3 separate regions of the Homo sapiens genome follow, and all the other regions are linked to region 1. Evidence: chromatin contacts called from ENCODE Hi-C or POLR2A ChIA-PET data. All regions are on one chromosome and are shown on one strand. Each heading gives the region's core, a stretch centred on a gene start or an enhancer-like site at or near the end of the contact. The rest is flanking DNA. Distances are from core to core; before and after follow the strand shown. Region 1 overlaps PDE4B (phosphodiesterase 4B). Region 2 overlaps IL12RB2 (interleukin 12 receptor subunit beta 2). Region 3 overlaps GNG12 (G protein subunit gamma 12).

Region 1 (4,520 bases), core at 1,092-3,591:
TCTTGGAAGGTATGCAAAGCCCTTTTTTCTTTGCCCAGCCATCTTTCCTGTCTAATGTCCTGCATATCCCTACACCCTATCCTTTCTTCACTAATCCCCTAGGGTGACTTTCATTCCAATAACTAAGCAATTAAACCTATACTTTTTCATCTGCATACTTTATTTTTTTGAGATGGGGTCTTGTTTTGTTGCCCAGTAGGAGTGAAGTGGTTATTCACTGCAATGATCTTGGTGCACTACAGCTTCAAACTCCTGGGCTCAAGCAATCCTCCTGCCTCAGCCTCCTGAGTAGATCGAACTACAGGTATGCACCACTGCACCTGGCTGGCCTCCATTTGTTTGAGCATGGTCTGCCCTCTTAAAAACTATTTCTCACTTTGCCTTATGAAATACTATCTATTCTTTAAGGCAGAGTTCAAATCATATATCTTATACCTTCCTTGTCCTAGTCATGGTCAGAATTAATATGTAGTCTCCTAATCCACTTGGTTATAATAGGTGCTCAAAGAATATGCTAACTTGAGCTGAAATGGCTGAACACTTGGCGTATAATGAATGACCGAGCTATGGGAAATACTAATTTTTAAAATTTAATAAAATCCAATTTATAAATTTCCTAGGTACAGCTCAGTACAGAGTGTTATTTGTACTTAGGATAGGATCTTGCTCCCAACTACCTGCCTTCCTGTGTCCTTCCAGAGCACTTTATTCATGCTTCTGAAAAATTCTTATTACACTGCGTTATAAATCAAGTTATGTTTGTCTGCCCCACGACTGTTAACTCTCCCAAAGAAGAAACCATGTTTTATTCATTTCTGTATCTCCATTATCCAGCATTACCCAGGCATAATGCCTGATTCATGTTGTGGTGAGTACTCGCCAGGTGCTTTTAGGGTGAATGAATGAGTCAATGAGAAAGTGGTGAATGAATCTCTCTCTCTCTCTTTCTCTCGCTCTCTCTCCCTTCTCTCTCTCTGACACAGAAAACCCATTAAAAGTAAGCAGTACTCTCTTGTCTGACATCAGAGTTCTAAAAGACATTTATCATTTAAGAAAGAGAAGAATCTTCTTTTTGGTGTGTTGTTAACCCCACCTCCTCCAGGATGGCTCATATGATTAAGTTAGCAAGCATATGTGTGAGATATCTTCCTCTCAGTTCCTCAATACTTTCTATACAAGGGCCACAGAAAAAGAAAGAAGAGAAATATTGAAAGAGAAAAAAAATTCCAAATTATACTTACGCAAGCTCTAAAACATGGTAATTTTTTAAAAAGTTGTAAAAATTCTGGATTCTACCAAGGATCCATCAGAGGGCTTTGCGCATAGTAGAAACATTGTAAATATGTGTTGAATAATTGGATCCAACAAACATTTATTAAGTGCCAGCAAACAAGACCCAGTTGCAACCTTCTAAGACTCCTGACACAAGGGGACTGACATACATATATACATATATATATACATATATACACATATATATATAATAGTAACAATAACGGCAATGATGTATTTGGTCTTTCCTCTATAATTGGCACTATTTTAAATGTTTTACAGAAGCAACAAATTTAATCCTTAAAACAACTCTAAGAGGAAAATTTTAAAGATGAAGAAAATGAGGATGAAGCAACTGAGGTATGCAGAAAGTTTAAGAAATGATTAGTCTAAAAATAGTAGAACTGGGATCTAAATCCAGGCAGTGTGGCTCCAGAATCTCCTTATGAAAATGCTTTTAAGCTTAGGTCAGGCACCATGTCCCCTTCCTTTTTATTTTCCCAGCACTCATAAGCACTCAATGAATGTTTGCTAATGAACTGTGCCAATGACAAGGCTAACAGGGATTATAAAAATAATAAAGATACACTTTGTTATGAAACAATAGTATGGCCTCTTGTCAGGGTAGGAGAGGTGGAAGAAGCCTAGGTTTTGGAGTTAGACCAAAGAGACCTAGGCTTGAATTCCAGATTCTTACTGAGGGGCTGTTTCCTCCGTGACAAAGAATTATCCATGTCAACACCCACACACCACTATTTTTGGGCCAGGAGCCATTATAGAAATCTGAAGTAAGATTGAATTCTAAGACTCAAAGACTCAAAATAATTTAAACTAAAGATGACTGAGTCTAGAAAGGTTAAAGGATTTACTTCTGGTTACACACCTGGTTGGTGCCAGTACTGAAATTTAGGTTTCCTGAGTTTCAGCTCAGTGCTCTTTCATTTAAGTCACACAGTTTCACTTAAGGTAGGGAAGCTGAACAAAGCATCATAAGAAGCAAATTATTCAAAATGGGACTTTCCAGAGCCAGCCTAGAGTTGGATGGCTGCCTCCTTGTGTTCAAGCAAGACACACCTCAGTTTCACTACTGATCTGAAATCTAATTCTCTCTCCTTGTGATGTCAGAGGCTGGGGGTGTCTTTTAAGCAGTGAGTAATGCACTGGAGATATGTCTCCCACAGCTCTGTTACGTCCTAAAAATTCTCCCCTGCCTCTTTTCCCTGCCAGGATGGCTTACTCAAAACCCAAAAGTCTTTCAGGGAAGGAGACTTATTCCTAGAAGAGAGGAAGACACTGCCACCTCCCTATTGGCTCAGTTATTCCCATGAGGGAAAACTAAAGCTTGAAATGTATTTTCTTCTAAATTCTCTCTAGTTCTAGAATCTGGAGGAAAAAAAAACAGATTAAATGTTGCTGAAGAACAAGTTGGTATTGTTCAGAGACAGCTGAGAGTGATTGGAACCACAGATGTAAACACCATCTCAAGGGTGTACGTACCTTCAACGCAGGTACCTGTGTGGGCATCACATGCACCTTTACTTACTGGACAGCACAGAGAGCTCATGCCAAGTACACAGGCTTCTGAGCCAAACAAGGCAGTGTTCACATCCTAACTCTACTGCTTACTAGCTGAGTGTCTTTATGGTTCCGATCCTAGGTCTGTCTGTTACAAGCTGAGTGAGTGTCTTTATACTACTAGTTACATTCATGGAGGCATAGTTTTATTGGTTAAAAAAAATGGGATAATGATATTGACTTAATAGAAGGTTGTTGAGGATAAAAACAGATCTCCTTTGCAGAGTACCTAATAGAAAATCTGATACTTAGCAGGGGTTTGATATTGTGATAACACCTCCTCCCCCATGCCTTGTATTTGAAACAAATGCTTTATGGACAGACCTCTGAAAACAAGCAAAATACTTTAGGGGCAGTGTAGAACTGAAACTGATTTACCAAAACACAGTTCCATCATATATGCTCCTAACACAAGAAAAATCTCAGAAGTGATTGAATCCACCCTTCTTCCGAATGAGGAAAACCCATGTTAAACTTCCTACATATGTCTAGGCAAGTGATCTTCTAGCAAGGGAATGCAGAACAAATCACCTCCCAGAGAAACCCACTCCATTTTCTTCCAGATCTCTAGTGGGTTAAAAGGCTCACTGAGGCAAAAACCTCTCCTATAATTCCCACTCACTGTTACTTGTCTTTGCCCTCTGCTCTCGCAGCACAGAAGGGAGAAAAGGTAATATTTCCCAAAAACTGTTCCCTGTTAAAGATTAGATGGAATCCCCTCCACAGAAACTTGAGGAGTGGGGCAATAAGTAATCCATCAACAAATTTAGAAAAGGGAATTGTAGAAGCATGTTCCACTTCTGCAGAAGCAGAGGGAGTAATGTGTTTTTACAACTGGAGTAAAAGTATCAGCAGTAGGTTTAGTTTAGTAATTTGCTGGGAGCAATTCTTTATCAGAAGATAAATAAGAGTGAGCAGGAAACTGCACTTGGAAGGCCAGTCCATAAGCATAGATACCCAGGCCTGTGAACTATCTGTGCCATGCTGCCTGTGATGCCCGTGCAGGTACCTGAGTTAAAGCTATGTACACCCTGGTGACGATGTTTACGTCTGCTGTGCCAGTCACTCTCAGCTTTCTCTGGACAACACCCTCTTGTTCCTGAGCTACATTTAATCTGCTATTTTCTCTAGATTCTAAACTCAATAGGCCTAAAATATTCAAGACCAGAGGCAGGAGCCAAATGTCTTTAAAAGACTTACCGGAAACATAGGAATACGGAGGTGCAATCAGAACTTCGGCATTGTGGCTTTAGAAGGGGGCCTGGTGCCAATGTGCTCTGCAAAGAGGCTGGAGGAATTTTTAGTGACAGGAATACAAGACTCACAGGGAAATGGAGATAAGTTTTAATATCCAGGTGTGAGAAGGAAGGGCGTCTCAAGGATAACCTGGCAAATTGGATTCACATTCAAATTTCCAATTTGTTTTTACAGGGAATAAAGTTTCATACTCAACTCTGTGGAAATGTACATAAAGAATGCTCCAACCTCACTCCTACCTCCCCTGAGATATTTCTGGTCCAAATTAACTTCTTTTAAAGATATTTCCCTCCATTGAGTTTAAGATAATCAGTTGTGTGTTCCAGATACTAGGCACAAATTGATTGGCATTCGTGTAAAGCAAAAGCCCAAGATTTTCTCTTCTCTCATGTCTGCTCAGTAGAGAGAATGGTGAT
Region 2 (4,395 bases), core at 722-3,221, 1.1 Mb before region 1:
CAGAGAACCAAGATGATGTCCACTATAAACTCTGTTTGTTACAGTGAAAAGCACGCAGGCATGGAGCTTTCACTGTCAGGATAAACACGCATCATGCAGCACTGCTGAATTTTACACTGGTGGCCCTTGTGATTTTTACATTTGTGTCCTCTCATTTGCTGATCCCCACAATGGTCTTGTCAGCTTTGCAGATACCTGTATCATTACCCTCATTCTACTGAGAGAAACCCTTGAGTTGAGAGGCGTGGAATAGATTAACACGTAGCATATCTTTCCAGATCACTGTTGAGGACATTTTTGGAGGAGAAACCTTTACATGAGAGGAGGAATTTTGGTTTTAACCAGTCACTTGCTCGTGAAAAGGAAATAATTAGGCTGGGTTCTTCTATAATATTCACAAATTATGGCTGTTCTAAATGTCCTGCTTTGAGAATTGTCTTGCTATTGAAAGTAGATTCATTTTAAAATAAATTTTGAGCTGCAGTGTTAGTTTCAAAGTGAAGAGCCTGATCATGATTCACCAGGCTATTTATAGTAGTCTCTTCTTATACCAGACGTTTTATGTGTGTGTGAGAGAGACAGGGAGGAGAAAGAAGAAGAAATCACTCATTTCTTAAAACTGAAGAAGTGTGCAATGATCAAAACCCATCATGTGAACCCCATCAGAGGACTTTATAATTGTTATTCTTACTCTTCTGGTTTTGTGCTCATTCAGATTCATAATTCCAAAACTTTCTATCCTCAACTGGAAGAGGTGTAGTGAAGAGGATGTGAGTCCTGAGAAATAAAGAGTGCAGTTCACCAGGAAACCTCTTATGAGCATGCCAATCAGTAGCTCAATTCGAATCGCACAGCATTTTCCTTCAACAAAGATGAGTCACGATGCAGCAGTTCTGGATAAGGTTTCAGTCTCAGGTCTGTGCTCAGTAGCTGGGTGACTTTGGGCAAGAACTTCCTCTCTTTCCTCTCTCTGATACTCGTTTTTTCATTCACTCATTCATTCGTTTTCTCATTCACTGGTAAGTGGGCGTACCAGTACTTACCTCAGGGGATTTTTGTGAGGATTAAATAAAATGGTAATGCCAGCTTTCAGTGCTTTGTGAAACTTTCGCATTCTATGATAATGTCAGGCTTCACTGTTTTCTGGAAAGTTGTCTAATTTACTACTGTTTTATTACCATTCCTGAGGAAGGGCTGCTTTCTATTCCTGTTTGTATGATTTTCTTTTTTTTTTTTTTTTGAAACGTAGTCTCACTCTGTCACCCAAGCTCGAGTGCAGTGGCATGATCTTGGCTCACTGCAACCCCTGCCTCCCGGGTTCAAGTGATTCTCGTGCCTCAGCCTCCCCAGTAGCTGGGATTACAGGCGCATGCCACCATGCCCGGCTAATTTTTGTATTTTCAGTAGAGACGGGGTTTCACCATGCTGGCCAGGCTGGTCTCTAACCCCTGACCTCAAGTGATCCGCCTGCCTTGGCCTCCCAAAGTGCTGGGATTACAGGCGTGAGCCACTGCACCTGGCCTGTTTGTATTATTTTCTACCACTATTACTATTCCTAAAGTAGAGCAGCTTTCTTTCCTCCTTCTCCCTCTTCAATGACTTAACAAACATTATTAAATATCCACATCCACAGCTTTTTCATCTTTTGTTTCCCAAAGAGTGAATAAGTGAAGTGACATGGTTACTGCTGGGCATATTTATGTAGGAGAGGTGGGGGTGGGCAGAAAGGGGACAACAGTCAGAAGAGATGAAGTAGTTGGGGTCAGAGGGTGGAAATGCCAGGGATGGAAAAAGACCTTGATCTTATAGGAAGTGGGATTGAAACGATGTGACTGTGTGGAAGAAGGAACTCAGCTCTCACCCCTATCCACCAAAGGCACATGACACTGTGGTGTGTCATGAATGTGAGAAAATGAGCTCTAGCAAAATCATTGAAGCTTCATATAAAAGCCACTATGCAAATAGGTCTTTTTCTGCCTTCAGTTTTATTCCCTTGAGTTTTAAGTTGACGCTTAAAACTCACCTTCCAGAAAAGAGAAATCTGTTGTCTACTGTAGTCAATGTGCCGTTTCATGTACCAGACATCTAACATCCCAGTAGGCTCTGTTTCAAAGGAGAAAAAAAGACATATTTTCATATATTTACTACTTTGAAAGTTAACTGGTCATTCAGTAAACAATTCTGGAAGAGTAGAATTAGAGGATAACTTCAATTATTTGTGTGTGTCCCAGTATTTTTTCTTTTTCTTGTTTAACAATGAACATATATATCTTTGGCCAAAAAGTCAGAAAAACAAGGTTACCTTAAAAACAAATTTAAAAAAAAATGATGAGGAATTTGTTTCTTAACTTACTTTTTTTTTTTTTTTTTTTTTTTTTTTTTTTTTTTTTGAGACAGGATCTTGCTCTGTTGCCTCGGCTGGAATGCAGTGATGCAGTGGCACGATCTCAGCTCACTGCAACCTCCACCTCCCAGGCTCAAGCAATCCTCCTGCCTCAGCCTCCCACATAGCTGGGACTACAGGTGCGTACCACCACGCCTGGCTAATTTCTGTATTTTTTATACAGACAGGCTTTCATCATGTTGCCCCGGCTGGTCTTGAACTCCTGAGCTCAAGAGATCCACCCACCTTGGCCTCCCAAAGTGCCGGGATTACATAGGCATGAGCCACTGCACCCGGCCTTAACTTACTCTTAAAACATGTGTTATTAAAATAACCCAAGGAAAGTACATGTGGCTTTAGCACCATAAGACAGAGCAAAAAAATAAAAATAAAGTATATGTGGTTCTTTTCTTTTCTTTTCTTTTCTTTTTTTTTTTTTTTTACTAGAATGCAGAAAGAATTCTCAACAGAGAAGATACAACTCATATAGAAAAACACTTTTTGGTCTTGTAAAAATACACTAATATAAATGACAAACCTTGTGTTCATCTCCATTCCTAGACTTATCATGGTATAGTACAATTATTTGGTGTGTGATCATTAGACAATGATGTACTTAAAGGGAAGTCCTATCTCATTTAATATGCCACATACCCAGCGCAGCACTTAGAATATAATAGGCTCCTAATAATTGTTAAGTAATGAATGAACAAATCATGTGATATTATCTATTTAATGCCAAAACACAGGCTGAACTGATTAAATAAATAACCACCAATCTGTAAGACAATGGTCAAATATGGCCCAACTTAATTTCAACCAAACATACTTGCAAAGAGACTAAATAATCAACTCCTGTATGTGTAAGTGTGAGTGTGTGTGTGCATGAGTTCATGCTCACGTGAGTGAGTGAAGTCATTTTGTTTCCTCTACCATCAAGTCACTTAGATTTGTTTTGATTTACAGCCAGGAGTGGAACCAGCAGAAACAACTCCTGAAAACAGGCTTCAGCTGCACCAAGCTAATTTCCTCAACAGTGAAACTTAGAGTGTATTTGAGGGGAGGCTGCGCTGGGGTTTTTTCCTAGGTTAGAAAGTTCCATCTAACCAGATGGAAATTTCTAGAAAATTAAGTCCCACCACCTGGATAACAGGAGATAAGAGAAGAGCAAAAGAGAAAGAAAGGGAGCGTAAGTACCCACATGTAGAGGGCAGGTGCTGTGTGGGCCCATCCACAGCTCCATCTCCCCTCCTCCTGCAGTAGTCAGTGTGAGCTTCAGAGCCAGGTCTGCGGGGTAAGCCCAGCTCTGTGACTTTGAACAAATGCTAACCACATCCTTCGGCTAGCTCCCTCATCTGTCAGATGAGGGTGATAATTCCACATATCACACAGGGTGGAGTGGGAATTTCAGTGGAGCGTGCTGACACATGGTGAGTGCTCAGCAAGTGTAGCTCTTGCTGTTTCCCGCATTTGAAAACTGAAGTGCTGAAAGGTTAAGGAACTTGCTTAAGGTCCCAGAACTAATCATCAGAGATGCCAGGCTTTGAACACAAATCCGTTTTATCCCAGAGCCCATAGCCTTGGCTCTGCACCGTGCAGGTGCCTGGCTCTGAGAAAGCTAATGGTTTCTCTGCGATACTTCCATCCCCCATCAGTTGGGCCTTCTTTTTGTTCTATCCTCTCCTTCATTACTTCCTTTTCCTGCCTTTCTTGCTCTACTTTCTTTTTTGTTTTTTTCTAAACATTCACTTCTTTTCTTTTCTCTCCTTTGCAGTAGTATTTACCTTTGCAGTGAGGACTTAGAGGTAAGCAACACTTATGTAAAACATTTTGAAAATGCTCTTAATTCTCCAGGAATATGAAGAGTGGCCCAGGAATCAAACCTGGGACTTCTATCTGCTAGCTTAGATGCAAAAAGAAAAAAAGCACAGGCAACAAAGGAAAGGGGATATGACGTTCACTAACCACCTACTGTCAGGTGGTGTCCGGACACTATATACATCATCTCGTTT
Region 3 (4,855 bases), core at 1,401-3,900, 1.5 Mb before region 1:
ATTACAGGCATGAGCCACCATGCCCAGTCCCATTTCTGTTGTTTTAAAAGCCAAGGTGTTGCTGTGTTGCCCAGAATGGAATGCAGTGATACAATCATACTTCACTATAACCTTGAACTCTTAGGCTCAAGCAATCCTCATGCCCCCAGCTTCAGGAGTAGCTAAGACCACAGGCACATGCCATCATGCCCAGCTAACCTTTTCAATTTTTTGTAGTGACAGGTTCTGTGTATGTTGCCCAGGCATGTCTCAAACTCCTGGTCTCAAGTGATCCTCCCGCCTCCCAGAGTGCCGGGATTGTGGGTGTGAGCTACCATGCCTGGCCTACACGTGTAAACTTTGAGATGCATTTTAGATATCCAAGTGGAATGTTGAGAGGTCAGGTAGAGATTAGAGACCAGAGCTCCAGGGGGAGGTTGAAGCTGGAGATAAACAGAGGGGAGGGCTCAGGATCGTTGTTAAAGACTTGATATAGACCAAAGCTCAGTGAGGACAGTGACTGAGTCTATTTATTCACCTCTATATACCTAGGACAAGCATTCAGTTATGTATATCTAATCAATAAATTAATCTGTGGCTATTGTTGCACAGTGATTGTGATTTAGTACAAAACGAAATCACTAACTGATAATTTGCTTTATTGTTCAAAACAAAAAAAATTGAAATCTGGTATGTAGTTTCTTAGAAATAATTTGCTAATAGGGCTGGGCACAGTGGTGCATACCTGTAATCACAGCACTTTGAGAGGCTGAGGTGGGCCCAGGAGTTCAAGACCAGCCTGGGCAACATGACGAAACCCCATATCTACCAAAAAACAAACAAAAAATAGCCTGACATGGTGGCGCACACCTGTCCCAGCTACCCAGGAGGCTGAGGTGGGAGGATCATCTGAGCCTGGGAGGTTGAGGCTGAAGTGAGACATGATCGTGCCACTGAACTCCAGCCTGGGTGACAGAAAAAAAAAGGAAAAGAAAAGCTTTTATAATAAAGCTTGACACTGAAAAGAATCTTAGAGGCCATTTAATGCAAAGGTTCAAAGTGTGCAGGCAAGGAATGGTAAGGGGAGTGGACAGTTTATTGCAAAGGGTGAGCCCTTGTTTACAGGGGCCACATATTGACAATAAACTGAGTAACAATGTCTTAAATGTAATGGCACCACTCTTGTTAAAGTATATGAAGATGTTGTTGCAATTAATAAAGAGAACATTTTTGTTAATTTCTTGTTATTATGTATTTTCATAACCAGTAGGCTCCAAAAAGACAGCTATCTTTGGAGCAGGGAAAAGCTAGTGCTTATACATTTAAAAAAAAAAAAGAAAGTCTTCATATTGAAAAGAGGAGGAAACACTGATCTAGTCCAAGCTCTTTGTTTTACTGATGCAGAAAGGGAAAGGGAAGGGGATTGAGTAACTTGCATAAATTACACAGTTAACCAACTAACAGCTGAACCTAGATAGACCCTCGGTTTCTTGACCCTGGGCCCAGAGCTCTTCTTACCATCCATGTGACTGTTTATCTTTCAGAACCAACTTTCTTCAGGCCAATAAATGAGGTATTGCCTTAGAACAGAAATCATTTATATTTGGCCATGGAATTATATTAATGATTTATTTTTATAATGATTAATTATGAGAATTATAATTAGACTTTGCTTTAGCTAGTTTCAAAATCCATTTATAATCCCCTAAGCACAGGCCATTTGGCAATGCAAAAGACTAAGTAGCCCAAGAAGGGTTGATGAAAGTATGATTTTTAATTTGCAGTAGATAATTTACCTAATGAGTACTACTTATATAGAAAATTAAGACTTGGTTTTAGTTGCAAACATCATTTTAAGGAAGCTTAGCAGCCTACGTGGAATTTCAGGAGTGGACACATCTGAATATCCACAATTCTTGGTTTATATTCAGGCTGCACAACTTTAGTACCTATATGATGTTGGCCATGCTCACTCACTCCTCCAACCCTCAGTTTACACATCTGCAAAATGAGATACTTCTTTTCCAGTGTTGCTGTGGACATTAGCAGGCACACACATTTGGTGCTTGCACAAATGAGGTCCTAAGAGGTGGGTCCCTCTCATCTTACGTGAGGAAACTGAAGCAGATTAGAAATGACCCAAGGAAACCACTCCGAGTTCAGTCTGGAGCCCACTCCCCTAGGTTTTAATCATCCCCCAACTCAGTCCCTATCTGCTGAGGTTCCTGGATCCAGACGGTTCTTACCAAGGAACTGTCTGTCCCCACCACATGGATGGTTTTCCTGGCAGAGGTGTGCCCTGTGAGGGGGTCACTGCTCCTGGGGTTGGCATCGTGAGGCTGAGCCTGCAGGCTGCACAAGTATGTTCCACTGAGAGGCTGCCCTGGTGACTCCATTACTCACGCATCCCTGCCACACAGTGCAGCTGGGCCGTGGCCCCAGCACAGGGTTCATTTACATAGCTGCACAACAGGAAGCAGTCTAGTGTTTAGAGCTGCCCTGGCCCACTGAGAGCAAATTGTTTCAGGTGCTGTGGTGTGGGTTCTGGAACTGTGGGCTGTGCCTTTGGCGTCCACGTTAGCATCAGGAAGCAGTAGCCTTCTACTGCAACATTCTCCCTGCCTGCTGCTTGGTTCGGGGGTTGGGATTTTTGTTTTGCTTTGGTTGTTGTACACTCTCACGCTTGGCAGGCACAACCGGAAGAAGAGGTGGGCGTTGTGTCAGGCTGGGAGGGAGTGCCTTTGTGGAGCCAGGGTTCCTAATGAACAGACTCCTAGTTCTTCTCCCACAGTTCCTGCAAGTGAAATGGCAGATGTATGAGTCACTTCATAAGATGGGAACAGGAAGACATCCTGTTGATGCCAAGCCATTTTCAGTTCAGTGATGAGAATCTACCCCCCGCAAGAAAGTGTGTTTGTATCTTCCTCCTTTCCCCAGTGCAGAGGGGGTCAGCACCTGGCTCTTTCCCTTGTGAGAACTCCTCCACTTGGTTTAGCGCCCAGGAAATCAGCCCTGTCTTTCATTTGCATCTGTTATGTTATCAGAAGATCCTCTTTGCCAAAGATACTTTCTGTCTGAACTATTTTTAAAAAAATATTTTCCCTTGTTTTTTCCTTCTTTAGAATAATATTGTACTCTGTGATGGTTTAGGATTTTCTTTCATGGAAGAATTTTTTTATGTTTTTCTCACAGGAGCTTCACTGTTGTTAGTGAAGATCACTCAGAAATTATAGTATTTACAGTGATTCTCTGCCCCTTTTAATTGAATTCTCATAGTTCCTTTCTTAAATTATTTGGTATTCTTTATAATCATTATAAGAGGTCACATTTATTGAATGTTTGGAGGCAGGCACAATTTTAAGCACTTTACATATGCATTTCATCCTCAGATAGTTCCATGAGATGTAGAGACTGTTGCCACTCCCATTTTTGCAGATGAGGACGCAGGCTCCAATTAAGCAACTCCAAAAGTCACACAGTTAAATGGCAAGAACCAGAACTTAAGCCCTGTTCCTAATAACTCCCTTTGCCAGCATTCACTCAAAGTGTGATCAGCAGAACAATGATCTCATGAGATGTTCCTCGGAAAATATTTTTATGTGCAAATAATTTGGGGAAATGCTGCAAGCCACAAGCCTCTTGCCAGATCATAAATGTATCTTAGTGCAGGAAAGACCCTGAGAAGTCTTGCGTGAAAGAAGTCTGCTTATCATTGTGTGAACTAGGGCTTTCCAAAATACATGGCATGGAACCCATTTCAATATATACCTATTAAATTGTAATACATCTGAGGCCAGGCGCGGTGGCTCATGCCTGTAATCCCAACATTTTGGAAGGCCAAGGAGGGTGGATCACCTGAGGTCAGGAGTTTGAGACCAGCCTGACCAACAAGATGGAACCCCATCTCTACTAAAAAAAATACAAAATTAGCCAGGCGTGGTGATGCATGCCTGTAATCCCAGCTACTCTGGAGGCTGAAGCAGGAGAATTGCTTGAAGTCAGGAGGCAGAGGTTACAGTGAGCCGAGATCACGCCATTGCACTACAACCTGGGTGACAGAGTGAGACGCTGTCTCAAAAAAGAAAATAAAAAGAATAAATAAATAAAAATTGTAATACATTTTAAGAAACACCATACTAGTCTAAGAAAGCAACTAGAGCCAGACCCTGTAGTGTGCCTGTAGTCCTAGCTACTCAGGAGGCTGAAGCTGGAGGATTGCTGGAGCTCAGGAGTTCAAGGCTGCAGTAAGCTACGATCCTGCAACTGTACTCCAGCCTGGGTGACAGAGCAAGGCCCCATCTCTACAAATCATAAAGAAGGCAACATAATGTGATGGCTAGATACAAGGGCTTTGGAGCCAGAGAGTACGTAGGTTCAAGTCCCATATCTGCTACTCCCTAGGTAAGTTATTTAGCTTCCTGTGCTTCACTTCCCCCATCTGTGTAGTGGGGAAAATATAGCACTCTTGCATAGGGTGACTGTGAGGGGTAAATTAGTGCGTCTAAAGGACCTGGAACACCGTTGTGCACATACAGAAGTAGTCAGTGTTCTAAATGTAGCAGAAGGAGTCAAAACATTTACCACTGTGGGGTCAGATCACAGCCAAAATGCTGTTTCCCCAGTCTTCAGAAAACCTATCAAAGAAGAAGCATGCCCTCACCCTCCTTTCCTCTAGCACTCTCTCTAGCTGCCCTGTGCTCTCTCTGCCTCTCACCATCTGCTTGTACTAGATAGCAGCCCAGACCTGGGCTCAGGTCTAGGCAGTAGGTCTCTGCCCTGCCCTTGAGTCAGGAATAACACACACTCCCGCTGGGACACAGGACAGCTATCAGGGTTAGCCACACACTGTGGGTGGCCCCGGCAGAATCTGCAAAAA

Evidence for each region. Hi-C counts contacts between places; a loop is a spot of excess contacts on that map. ChIA-PET counts read pairs that join two places held with the same protein, here RNA polymerase II (POLR2A). Pooled maps may share reads with other maps.
Region 2: a loop to region 1 is called in a map of GM12878, with 4 times the contacts of the local background. The contact joins two enhancer-like sites. A Hi-C loop is called at or near these places in 2 of 168 maps with a recorded cell type or tissue (GM12878 and naive thymus-derived CD4-positive, alpha-beta T cell), 9 of 37 single-sample maps with no recorded cell type and 13 of 50 pooled maps. POLR2A ChIA-PET finds 5 or more read pairs at or near these places in 1 of 52 experiments (naive thymus-derived CD4-positive, alpha-beta T cell).
Region 3: a pooled map shows a loop between it and region 1 (6-fold over the local background). The contact joins two enhancer-like sites. A Hi-C loop is called at or near these places in 3 of 37 single-sample maps with no recorded cell type and 4 of 50 pooled maps.

The regions. Positions count from the first base shown.
Region 1 is chr1:66,280,317-66,284,836 of GRCh38, reverse strand. The region is part of intron 7 of PDE4B (phosphodiesterase 4B); the gene reads right to left. Among named protein-coding and RNA genes, the nearest start is that of PDE4B-AS1, 230 kb to the right of the region's middle. RefSeq lists enhancers at 2,073-2,152, 2,203-2,502. Within about 2 kb of position 2,341, at least 8 of the 41 ENCODE cell types and tissues checked have a DNase peak (open chromatin) inside an H3K27ac peak, as active enhancers do; they include GM12878, where a contact is called at or near this core.
Region 2 is chr1:67,336,332-67,340,726 of GRCh38, reverse strand. It overlaps IL12RB2 (interleukin 12 receptor subunit beta 2), which reads right to left. Exons shown (of 17, transcript NM_001374259.2): 9 at 2,024-2,103. Among named protein-coding and RNA genes, the nearest start is that of IL12RB2, 31 kb to the right of the region's middle. RefSeq lists an enhancer at 1,742-1,821. Within about 2 kb of position 1,971, at least 4 of the 41 ENCODE cell types and tissues checked have a DNase peak (open chromatin) inside an H3K27ac peak, as active enhancers do; they include GM12878, where a contact is called at or near this core.
Region 3 is chr1:67,734,071-67,738,925 of GRCh38, reverse strand. The region is part of intron 2 of GNG12 (G protein subunit gamma 12); the gene reads left to right. Among named protein-coding and RNA genes, the nearest start is that of GADD45A, 51 kb to the right of the region's middle. RefSeq lists an enhancer at 2,701-2,780 and a silencer at 4,757-4,855. Within about 2 kb of position 2,650, at least 36 of the 41 ENCODE cell types and tissues checked have a DNase peak (open chromatin) inside an H3K27ac peak, as active enhancers do.